Regions from separate parts of the Homo sapiens genome. Here region 2 is linked to region 1. A link is a contact called in ENCODE Hi-C or POLR2A ChIA-PET data. All regions are on one chromosome and are shown on one strand. The core of a region is the stretch at or near the end of the contact, and the rest is flanking DNA. Distances in the headings are between cores, read along the strand shown. Region 1 overlaps TANC2 (tetratricopeptide repeat, ankyrin repeat and coiled-coil containing 2). Region 2 overlaps TANC2 (tetratricopeptide repeat, ankyrin repeat and coiled-coil containing 2).

Evidence for each region. A loop is a pair of places that touch in the nucleus more often than their neighbours do. ChIA-PET counts read pairs that join two places held with the same protein, here RNA polymerase II (POLR2A). Pooled maps may share reads with other maps.
Region 2: a loop to region 1 is called in a map of dorsolateral prefrontal cortex, with 3 times the contacts of the local background. The contact joins two enhancer-like sites. A Hi-C loop is called at or near these places in 3 of 168 maps with a recorded cell type or tissue (aorta and dorsolateral prefrontal cortex), 1 of 37 single-sample maps with no recorded cell type and 6 of 50 pooled maps. POLR2A ChIA-PET finds 5 or more read pairs at or near these places in 3 of 52 experiments (HCT116, Panc1 and activated CD4-positive, alpha-beta T cell).

The regions. Positions count from the first base shown.
Region 1 is chr17:63,188,039-63,194,492 of GRCh38, forward strand. It overlaps TANC2 (tetratricopeptide repeat, ankyrin repeat and coiled-coil containing 2), which reads left to right. Exons shown (of 28, transcript NM_001394998.1): 6 at 5,953-6,101. Among named protein-coding and RNA genes, the nearest start is that of TANC2, 230 kb to the left of the region's middle. Within about 2 kb of position 3,718, at least 5 of the 41 ENCODE cell types and tissues checked have a DNase peak (open chromatin) inside an H3K27ac peak, as active enhancers do.
Region 2 is chr17:63,398,901-63,404,937 of GRCh38, forward strand. It overlaps TANC2 (tetratricopeptide repeat, ankyrin repeat and coiled-coil containing 2), which reads left to right. Exons shown (of 28, transcript NM_001394998.1): 19 at 1-14. All of the region lies in intron 2 of LOC105371856 (a long non-coding RNA gene), which reads right to left. Among named protein-coding and RNA genes, the nearest start is that of CYB561, 44 kb to the right of the region's middle. RefSeq lists a silencer at 1,088-1,382. Within about 2 kb of position 1,251, at least 9 of the 41 ENCODE cell types and tissues checked have a DNase peak (open chromatin) inside an H3K27ac peak, as active enhancers do.

The DNA.
Region 1 (6,454 bases), core at 2,468-4,967:
AAGAAATGTCTAAGAAATTTCTTCAGGCAAAAGAAAAATGATACCACATGGAAATTCACAGAACTATACACAAAATGTACCCAAAAAACCCCAACCACAACAAATGAGTGCAGGCAAAATCTGACAAAATCAGGCTGGCCAGGGTGACATGCACCTGTATTCCCAGCATGCTGAGGGTGCTGAGGGTGCTGAGTTTGAGAGGACCACCTGAGCTCAGAGGTTCCGGAACAGCCTGGACAGCAAAGCTGAGACCCCATCTCTTAAAAAAAAAAAAAAAATCTGGCTGGGTGCAGTGGCGTAGTCCCAGCACTTTGAGAGGCCTAGGTGGGCAGATCATGAGGTCAAGAGATCAAGACCATCCTGGCCAACATGGTGAAACCCCATCTCTACTAAAAATACAAAAAATTAGCTGGGCATGGTGGTGGGCGCCTGTAGTCCCAGCTACTGGGGAGGCTGAGGCAGGAGAATTGCTTAAACCCAGGAGGCGGAGGTTGCAGTGAGCTGAGCCCCACTGTACTCCAGCCTGGTGACAGAGTGAGACTCTGTCCAAAAAAAAAAAAAAAAACTGGCAAAATCTGAATAAGGTTTGTAGTCTAGTTAATTGTATTCTCCCAGTGTCATTTTCCCATATAACTCACTGTGGTTATGTAAAATGTTACCTTTGGGAAAACTGGGTGATGGGTACATGGTTCTATCTGTACTGTTATGGGGTTTTCATATTTATTAATAACAGCTATACTGAAATGTAATTCACATACCAAAAAATACATCCTTTTAAGATGTACACCTCAGTGATACTTTAGTATATTTACAGACTTGTGTAACTATCACCACTAATTTTAGAGCATTTTTATCACCCCCCCCCAAAAAAAAATGTCCCGTGCCCATTCACAGTCACTCCCCACACAACCCAGTCCTAGGCAATGGCTTGTCTACTTTTTATTTCCACAGATTTGCCTATTCCAGACATTTCATATGATTGGAATCACACAATATGTAGTCTTTTGTGTCTGATTTTCTTAGCACAATACTTTCAGTGAGTGTTCTTTCATTTTATGGCATGTATCAGTATTTCTTTTTTTTTCATGGCCAAATGTTCCCTAATGGGAATATATGACATTTTATTTATCCATTCACCATTTGAGGGACAGTGGGGTTCTATTTTTGACTGTTATGAATAACACTGCTATGACCATTCATGTACAAGTTGATGTGTGTTTTCAGTTCTTTTGGGTATATGCCTAGGAGTAGATCTGCTGAGTCACATGGTAACTCTATGTGTAACATCTTGAGGAACTGCCAAACTATTTTCAAAGTGTCTGCACAATTTTACATTGCTACCATTATTGTATGAAGGTTCCAATAAATTTCACTATTTCTTATTGCTTGTCTTTTTTGTTTTACCCATCCTAGTGGATATAACTTGATATCTCCTTGTGGTTTTGATTTGCATTTCCCTTAATGACTAATTATGTCAAACATCCTTTCATGTACTTATTGACCATTTGTATACCCTCTTTGGTGAAATGTCTATTCCAGTATTTTGCCTATGTTCTAATTCATTTATTTGCCTTTTTATGGTTGAGTAGTAGGAGTTCTTTATGTAGTCTGGGTTCAAGTCCCTTGAACACATGATTCACATATATTTTCTCCCATTTAGTGGGTTGTCTTTTCACTCTCTTGATGGTATCCTTTGAAGCATGACACTTCTTAATATTGATGAAGTCTGATTTATCTGTTTTTCCTTTTGTCACTTGTGCTTTTAGTGTCATATCTAAGAAATCATTGCCTAACCAAAGGTCACAAAGTTTACTACCATGTTTTCTTCTAAGAGTTTTATAGTTTTAGCTTATACATTTAGGTCCACAATACATTTTTAGTTAATTTTGATATATGAGGTAGGGCTTCATCTTCATACCTTTGTTTGTGGTTATCCAGTTGTCCCAACACCGTTGAAGAGATTATTTTTTCCCATTGAATTGTCATTGCATCCTTGTTAAAAATCATTTGGCCAAGGCAGGAATGGTGACTCATGCCTGTAATTTTAGCACTTTGGGAGGGTGAAGTGGGAGGATTGCTTAAGCCCAGGAGTTCAAGACCAGCCTGGGCAACATAATGAGGCACCATCTCTACAAAAAAATTTTTAAAAAAATTATCCAGGCATGGCAGTGCATACCTGTAGCCCTAGCTACTCAGGAGGCTGAGGCAAGAGGATTGCTTGAGCCCAGGAGGTCGAGGCTGCAGTGAGCCATGGTTGTACCACTGCATTCCAGCCTGGGCAACAGAGCGAGACCCTGTCCTAGAAAAGAAAAAAAAAGATCAATTGACCATAATGTAAGAGTATTATTTCTGGACTCTTTATTTCATTGGTCTATTCTGATGCCAGTACCATACTGCCTTGATTAATGTTGCGTTGTAATAAATTTTGAAAATAGGAAATGTGAGTCTTCCAACTCTGTTCTTCTTTTTAAAGGTTGTTTTTTAATTTTGGGCCCCTTATATTTCCATATAATTTTTATGATCAGCTGGTCAATTTCTGCAAAAATAAGGGAAGAAGGAAAGGAAGCGAGTAAGCAAGCAGCTGGAATTTTGATAAGGATTGCATTAAATTGGTAGATTGATTTGGGGAGTATTGATATCATAACAAAATTGTCTTCCAAACCATGAACATGGAAAACCATAATGCACCCTCCCCCCTGCAAAAAAAGAAGATTTGATACACACAATATGGATGAAACTCATTCTAAAATACACATTGCCTCCAAAGACCAGACAATCTTTAAAGTATGTCAAAGAATTTTCTTAAATTTTTTTAAATCACTTTCTCTGTTCTTAAAAATTAAGAACCCAATAACCCTGATAATTTAGCACTGATTTCTCTCTCTTAAGCTACCACTATTTCCATTAAATCCTCCCTTTTAGTGATCTTCAAATGGCCCTATTGTTAATTGTAATGAGGGGGAAAAAGGCTATCTTTATTCCACTGGCCAGACTTTTTTCTCCTGGTAAATTTTCATTTTGCAGGCAGAGAGGTTTTATCGTAGCAGTTACTTGCAAGTGGGAAGTAGAAATGAAACAAAAAGGGAAGAAAAATGGTAGTATTTAAGGAAGAATGCAGAATCAACGTACACTAAGTAGGAAAAAAATGAAAATGCGTGACCTGGTGACATTTTAAGCATATTTTAAATGAAATGGTTTGGAGGGGAGGACCTGGCTTTGTGTTTCAACATACAGTATTTGAATACACTATTATGTTGGTGCAAAAGTAATTGTGGTTTTTGCCATTACCTTTAATGGTGCCATAATGGCAAAAACCTCAATTACTTTTGCACCAAACTAATAAATTCCTGCAAGTGAGAAGCTGTTCATCTGGTCCTACAGAGCAACTTCAAAATATATTTCAGATATTCCCACCTTTTAAAAAAATATATTATTTATTTTTCAGACAGGATCTTGCTCTGTTGCCCAGGCTGGAGTGCAGTGACATGATCATGGCTAACTGCTACCTCGGCCTCCTGGGTTCAAGCAGTTCTCCTGCCTCAGTCTCCTAAGTAGCTGGGACCACAGGCGCGCGCCACCACACCCAGCCAATTTTTGTATTTTTTGCAGAGACGGGGTTTCACCACGTTGCCCAGGCTGGTCTTGAACTCCTGGGCTCAAGTGATCAACCTGCCTCGGCATCCCAAAGTGCTGGGATTTCAAGCATGAGCCACCGCGCCTGGCCCCACCCTTGTTTGTTTTCAGAAGTAACTATTTTTAATTTATTTTAAAATAGGAAATGAAAGTGGAATAGGGAAGAGGTTACTGACAGTTAAGTCTGTAATCTAGAAACCAGAAAGGAAGTGCCTCTACTGTTTCTACTTTATTCCACCAGAAATCCTGGCATACTTTCAGGAAGAGGAGACAGAGGCAGCCGTTGATAATCTAAGACTTAAGATGGAGGGATTCGCAATTAGGTCCCTGTCTGTTATTTGAGAAGCCCCCACTAATTCATCTACTAGGCCTTTCATAATGTGTAAAATTTTACTCAAGATCAACAAATAAGAAAAGTTCAAAACAAATGTAATTGCCAAAGATAGTTTTTTCGTATCATAACCTGGTATCGGATTTCTTTCGTTATAGAGTGCACGACAGATAATATATTAATGTCATCCTCAAATGATATTTTGAGACGAGGTAAGTAAATAGGAAAGAAAAAGTAGATTTAGCAAGGTTTAAAAAATACCAGTCAAACCAGATGAAAAGGACCTGGTGTGGTAGCAGTATCTAATATAGCCACTCACAGAAGAATTCTTGAACTTCTTTCTGCATTAGTACTTGGAAGTACTGAAAGTAGTAATGTAGAAAGGGTTGCAGTTATCTGTCTCTTAAGAACCTCCATTCGATTACCTTACTTAGTGTTTACAACATGCTTTGTTAAGATTATTGAGATTAACATGCTATGAGCAATATGCCTATTATTACAAGTTATCTCTTATTCAGACATTCTCACCATTTGTAATATTTCTTTCCAGTGAGGAAGACACTGTGTTGTGCTCATTGGGAGCATAGATTCTGGAGTCAGGGAGCTCAAGTTCTAATCCTGGCTCTGCCATTTACTGGTTTTATTACTTTGAGCAAATAATTTAATGTATCTGTGCCTCTATTTTCTCATCTGTAAAATGAGGGTAATAATTTCTACCTTAGAAAGTGGAATCTAAAGTTATGAAGGTTAAGCTAATATATGTAAAGTGTTTACACTAGTGACTTGTACATCATAAGCATTATGTAAGTATATGCTAAATAAATATATACTCTTATTTTCCATATAGATTATAAACTTTTCAAAGTCAATGACTATATCTCCGTGTTGTATAAATTCTCGTATCTGTTGTTAACCATGTACATAGGAAACACTTATTATCAGAGTAACTTTGTAGGAGACAGTGAAATAGAGCCCCAGAATATCTAGAGGTCTGGAATCTACAATGAGAAAAATTTGCAAAAGATTAGTTAGTTTAACCTTTAGGAGGGAGGAAAGTGTTACTCATTAATTTGAAGAGACCAGTTTTGCCTTTTCATTTTATCAAGGAATAAGAAGCTTTCAATTGTTCTTGAGAAAAAAATAAGTTATCTAAATGTTTATAACATAAAAATAACCCTACTGATTCTCTTATTTCTGTTCTGTGGCAAAGAAATCTATTTATGTTGCCTCTGGGAGGATAATAGGAGAGGAAAAATAGAGCCTTGTTTTTCTACCTTGACATACATTCAGTGAGAGTTTTGTAGAGATTTTTCACAGATGGAACTTGAGTTCAGTACTAATACACAAAAATACACATATACCCTATCTCTGACCCCCAGCTTGTGACTTTATTAGAGAAGTTGATATAAATGTTAAATGGAATAATAACAATGCAGATCTTACCTTCTTAGCATTTGGAGTGGTTTACTGTGTAATACTGAATATCCTAAATAATAGGATATGATTGTGTTTTGTGATGCTGTTGTTTTGGCATCAAACCGTATGACACTTCAGTTAATGCTTGTAATGCTAATGGATATATCTGACCCCATAAAAAGATTTTTGTAAAGTCCTTTAAAATCTGTGCTACTGTGGATTGTTACAAGGTGAGATTAAATGCTCTGAATTTAGAACAAAGCCTGAATAAATATGGACGGTAAGTCAACCTAACATAAACAGATACTCATTTTAGGTAAAATTTTTTTTCTGCCTCACATTTATAATCATTTTGAGTTCCCTGGCTCATTTTTATTTGATTCGTGTAAATTTTTTACTTGGAAGCGAATTTATATTGGGAGTGAGTAGTCCAAGAAAAACCTCATAACTTTGTAATTTTTGAGTTAAAATGTGAAAACTAAAGAAATGACCAAAGTGAATGTACAAATAGTTGCAGAACTAGACCATTTTATTTTGAAAGATTCATGTTCTTCAATGCCTTCTTGTTACAGGTGATGCTGAACAGGAGCTTGGCCCCCCTCCATCTGTAGATGAGGCAGCAAACACACTCATGACTCGTCTGGGTTTCCTCCTTGGAGAGAAAGTCACAGAAGTTCAGCCAGGTGACCAATACAGCATGGAAGTACAGGATGAAAATCAGGTAAGCTGTTTGCTATCACCTTTGTGAAACATGGTGTGAATCAGCTTATTATGCCAGAAATAATCCCAATTGTTGAATGCCTTTTGAGGCCTAGAATACAACTTAACTTTCCATAATCACTATTATTTCTTCAGTTTATGAATAATCTTTTAGCTTTAGTCTTAGATTTAACAACCCAAAAAGCCACTTTTAGGTTTTGATTGATTTAATGAATGAACGAGCAAGCCAACAAATAAAATTGACACGTATATAAGCACTGCACCCCAAATTTGCAGAATATACATTCTTTTCAAGTGCATGTGGATTATTTACCGAATTGGTTATATGCTGAGCCATAGAGCAGGTCTTGACAA
Region 2 (6,037 bases), core at 1-2,500, 210 kb after region 1:
CTGGGGAGAGACAGGTACCTCTCATGGACGTTGCCCTCAAGAATGTGTTGTGTTTGTGTGGACTCTCGAATCTCACCCCCTTATTTTTTCCCTGGCATACATTTGGCAGTCTTCTGTCTCAGGCTTTTGTAATGCAGACTGATTCAGCCAAACTAAACAGTCAAGCAGTTTTCCTCTTTCAATCCTCTTTGCCTGTGGATTCTCCATACTCTTTGCACCAGAGTCTTCTTTCAAACAAAACTTTTTCCCTCTCTTGTTTCCAAATATTTTTAAAAGACTGAAAGTTACCTTACAATGTGCCAAACCAGAGCAGAAAATTATTGTGGCCTGTCTCCTTTTTATGTGATCCTTGTAGTAGTTAGGAATAAATATTTCTCCCATCAAAATAACTCTTTCCCCTTGCATTTGTTAACCAGGATGTTAAATTTTCACCCACACCTCTGGCTTAACCAAATGTTACTGTGATAGCGTGGTATCTGACACAATTAATCTAATACATTATGAGTAAAGTTGCTATCTGGATGCACAATGAATGCCCAGCCTCATGCAGTTCCTGTTGGTCTGTAGCAAATCAGTTTCTGTATCGTTCGGTACAATGCAAACAGAAGCCTCTTCCTTGTGGCCTTTGCAGGAAATGATTGTTGTCTTCCCTCCAAGTCTAAACTGCAGCATCTGGAGAAACATTAGTAACCTTGGATGTGTTTTTATGAAACCAGGGCAATGAAAACTGTAGAGTAACCCCAGATATGTGTGATATTTTCCAGGAGAAGTAGACCAATATTGAGATGGCCAATCTAGGGAGAATATTTTACTAAACAAGAAGGGTATGCATTTGGGTTAGGATAAGAGTGTTATTAAAAATAAGAGGTTCTTGAACTCATTTAAAATTTATAAAGACCTATTGTGGCATTTCTTCTCGTGACAAAGTCTTAGACACATTTCCTGACTTCTTTAACATCATGTGGAATGGTCCAAAACTCAGGAATTTGCTTCTCGAATAATCCCTCCTTTTGTAAGATCCAAAGGGAGCAGATGCCTGGCAGCTGCAGCTTAAGAGTCCATGACAGATTAAAGGAAAGTGTACAGCTGGAAACAGCTGCTGTCTCTGGAGCCCCACCCTGAGGGAAGCCAGAGGACAGGCTGAGGGGAAGGAACTGGGCAGGACATCAGCCGCTCTGGAGTATGCATATGTGTGTGACCCAGAGCTGCAGGAGGGACATGTTGGTGTGTTTCTATCAGCACAGCCTTCTCCAACAGTGTTGCCACATCTCCAGCAGACCCTTTGTTGCCAAGGGCATGGCGGTGTAACCACTGACAGCAGCAAAAAGAGTCGTGTCCCCATGGTGATAATGAATAGAAATTACAAGACTAATAGTCATAGCGATGAATATCAAACACATTCTAATGGTGTACTTGAAAGAAATCCTTAAAAATATTCAAGAAGGGCGTGAATTAAATGGAGGACTTATTTTTATTGACATGAATTTCTTATTAGAATAAAATTTTATGGCCTCAGGATTTTTAAAATATTTTATTCCTTAAAGTATACAATAAATTTTTACAGTGAATGTTGTACATATGTACCATATTTCAAGATTTTAAAAAATCAAAACTTCATGTGTTTGCTTGTAATCAGAATTGTGTTGTGTTTGACTTATGCATATATACAATATAATTATAATATTATAAACATGAAGAGCTACTTAAACATGAGTTAAGATGGAATTTATTTGTAATATGATTTTTTTTTTCTTTTTTTTTGAGACGGAGTCTCACTCTGTCCCCCAGGCTAGAGTGCAGTGACACAATCTCGGCTCACTGCAACCTCTGCCTCCTGGGTTCAAGTGATTCTCCTGCCTCAGCCTCCCGAGTAGCTGGGATTACAGGCGTGCACCACCACACCTGACTAATTTTTTTTTTTTTTGTATTTTTAGTAAAGATGGGGTTTCACCATGTTGGCCAGGCTGGTCTCAAACCCCTGACCTCAGGTGATCTCCCCACCTCAGCCTCCCAAAGTGCTAGGGTTACAGGTGTGAGCCACCGTGCCTGGCTGTAATACAATTTCTATATCTATGAAAAATTATTTTATTTCAGAAAAAATTCTGGAAAATAATGTTTATTATGTGGCAGTGACCCTAGAACTCATCACTAGTATAGAATGGACTTTGATTTACTGTTCTATCTACTGTGATGGTTATTAAACATACATGTGCCTTTCTAACTTATAGCACATGATCATTTAAATTTTATAATGACCTATTGAATTATGATGCTTCCTCCCATGACAAAATCCTATACATATTTTCACATACAAAAGTGGTCTGTGACCCAAAGCTAGTTGGTGGGGGCTCATATCTGCAACCAGGACCTAAGTGACAATTTTTAACCTAAGGAAAATACAATGGTCGTGATGTTTCCTATAATATGTATCACTTACTCTATCAAATCTAAGACACCATTAACTTTAAGAAACTATGTAGCCATTATTTTATGTGCCACTACAAAAACAAACAACTTCTGCCAACTATACTGACACAATTCTTTATTATCACATTAACTGTAAGATGCATTCCAATTTCAGAGATGTTAAAATGTAGAGGGAGAAAGTGAATCTTAGAATATTAATTGGGATGTGATTTTTACATATTAGATTTTCTGAAGGCAGATCACTAGAGCATCCTGGTTGCTTTCATCTTCCATTTGCAGCCTCTTTATCTTTCCAGATGTCATCATCTTACATCCAGCTTTCACTATCTGCTGACCCCCTCCCATCCCGTAGAGTTTTCACAGACTTCTTAGGGAACACCACAGAAGAAAAGCAAACAAGGTGACAAGATTGTTCACCACACCCTCCTCTCCCTTGTGTTGTGGGCACAGACCAGGACCAGCGCTGAGAGCTTCTAGCAACTCTGGAGGCCAACCCTGGAAATACATGGCCCCAAAAAGAAACCAGAGTTTACGACATAAACTTACTAGATTCCTTTAATTCCTGCCCTCATCATCATTTGCCTAGATTATTGCAGCTACCTCCTAATTGAGCTTCTGCCTCTAGCCTCACCCTTTTGTGATACATCTCTCAGACTTCAGCCAAAGTGGTCTTTTTAAGCCATAGTCTGTTTGTGTCACTTTCCTGCTTTCTGACCTTCATTTACTACTTGTAGGATTAAGTCCTTTAATGTAGCATAAAAAGACCAGTAATAACCTCCAGTCTCATATATTGCCTGTCTTCTCCAGTAATTCCAATAACAGTAAACATGTTGTTTTCCCCTCATTGCCTTTATTCATGCTCTCCCTTGGCCCACCCCACACCTTCCATGCCTGTAAATCTCCTGTTCATCTTTCAGCATCTAACTCACATTATCATCTCTACCTGGAGGCCATCTCAGAAACCTCTTCCTCTGTGCCTTCCCTCATACCAAGGACATATCTCCATTGTGCATATCACACTATATTAACATATTCGTCTGTTTCCTTACTCAACCATGAGTTCTTTGAGAGCAGTGTCTGACATATAGCTCAATAAGTGTTTTATTAATGTCATTTTGAATAGCAGTGATCAGTTTATTTCTCCCCAGCCACTTCCCCCTCCTACCCGACCCCTTGATCTTACATGACCTGTCTGTGCTGGACTCTTCCAAGGTTGAAAGTAGATGAAAGAGTCATGTGTATCTCTGCGTTCTCTTTAGTGTCAGCATCCCATCCAAGCAGACTCTGGCTGTTTCCCCAACTCTGAGCTACATCCTGTCTGCCTCTTCCAACTCCTTAGATGTTTCCCGTTGAAAAAAGACCATTTCTGTCAGATCATCTCGTCAGATGCTGACAAGCTAGGAAACAAATTCTGTTACTGCTCTTTTAGGAAGAAAGTTGGTTCCTAACTGCTCTGTTTGCAGTTTGGTGTTTTATAGAATTGGCTTTACCTTCATCTCCTTTCTTTTAGAAAGTTTTAACAGTTTTCGATAAATCTCATATAAAATCCAGCCATACAACTCCTTGCTCTTGGATTTTGAAAAGCCCAGACTCCATTTTACATAGTTGTGTTGTTCTGAGATGAAATTGGCCAGCTGTGTTAACCATGTCCAGCTATCAGCTGAAGGTTGCTGCCAAATGACATCATAACCTAAACAACAGAGATGATACAACAAAGAAAAAGGCCAAATGGAACATTCCCTCACATGTAAATGTGTTATCCAGTGGGGAGAAATGGGGCAGCCAGAGCCATAGAATTGTCAGACTGGACAGTATGGCTTTCCAGATGGTCACTGGTTGTGAATATTCAGATGTGTTCTGTGAACTGGCATCATTAGTGAGAGGCTTCATTCTGAAATTCTGTATTTTCTCTAGGATGCTGTAACTTCTTTCGTGAAAAATAATGTATTTGGCACCCTCACATACAGAGGTTTGCTGCAAACTTATCAACCTAGTAACTACTTTAAACGAGTTTAGAATGTGGGTTAGAAATTTTCCAAATGGTTTGTTTTATGCACCGAGATAATTCTTATGGTTCCTAGTAAGTGTCTATCCAGTCAAATTATTAAACTACTCTTGTGTTCTGACCCATATATAGAACTCACAATTTGTTTTCTAACCTTTTAGAAATATGAACTTGAGAAAGAGGGAGCATCACTTATATTTAAAAAACAAGAGATAAAACTTCTTTGTCCAGGAAATAATTATAGCCATTAACACCTGAGCTCACCCACTCAGGGATGGAAATGACCCTCACCTCAGATAGGACCATGCCACTGCCCTCCCGTAAGGAACTGAAAAGAAATGCCAATGTCAGGAGTTCCAACTAAAATTGAAAATACACATAAGACAAGCCATAGATAGAACTGGTTTAAGAGTGCATGTATCTTCTAAAATTACCACATTTTACTTCATAAGTCCTTCTTATCCTTGCAGAAGGAAGGAAAATGTTACTTGAAGGTTTATACTTGCGGAAATTACAGGTAGTTTTCATTTTGCATATGACTCAGTAGTGGATAAATTTGGCCAAGTCCAGAGACAAAATGCCATAATTTGCACTTAAGTGGAAATGAATGCAAATGTCCATTTGATGTAAATTTTACTTGCTTCTCTGAATACGTTTTAAAGTTTGCAAACTGCAGTATCTGTGCCTGCCAAATATTATCATTTTCTGGTTTGTTACTGGAGTAGGAGGCCATAATAAAAGAAGAACCTGCTGACTACTACATCAATTTTTTAAGTCAATTTGGAAAAAAAAATCTTTATCCTCTTCCTTTAAAATGAAGTATAACTCCTACATGTTCTAACAGTGTTTCCATCCTCCATACCCCTCATTTTTTAAAACAATAGACTTGTGCACCTGAGAGCCCATGGTTAAATGAAACAAATACATATTTGTTAAAAGATAGACTTCATATCTCCAAACTCCTCTTTCTACTGTTGAAACGACACTCTGAGGACAAAATAGGCGTTCGTAAAATCTCCTTTGTATCAGAGATCATATTGTCAGTGGACAGTGGCACAAAAAGAAGAATGTTTCTGTTTTTTTCCTAATGTGTCTCTTAAACTCACTGTAGCTATTTTTACCTGTGACTTCATTATTTTATATTCAGAAGAAAATAGTCTTTGTCATACCTCTTCTCTCATCTTTAAGACTGCTACCTTGAATCATTCAAATCCTTATATAAAAAATGATTGCAAATGTACCAGAAACTTCTGTATCAACTAATGAAGAAAAAGAATGAAAACTGGCCCAAGACCTTGGACTGCAATTCCTAACTTTGGTTCTCTAGGCTTAAGAGCCCAGGGGTAGAGCTTGGCTGGAGGTAGTTCCCAGCTAATTCTAAAACAAAACAAAAAAAAAAACTTTTTATCTCTGCAAAGACTCTTGTCTTTAGATTCCACCCACACGTAGACTAACAGAGTTTGTAGCTAGGAAGAGGTACCAAAGGAGAGGTAGACCAAAGCAGAGAAGACAGTCTGGTTAGGAAAAATGAAACCAAGTGAGTTTGATTAAAGGTGAATTTTCAATAGATTTATTATTATTGTCTCCAAATATTGTGAGGCAATT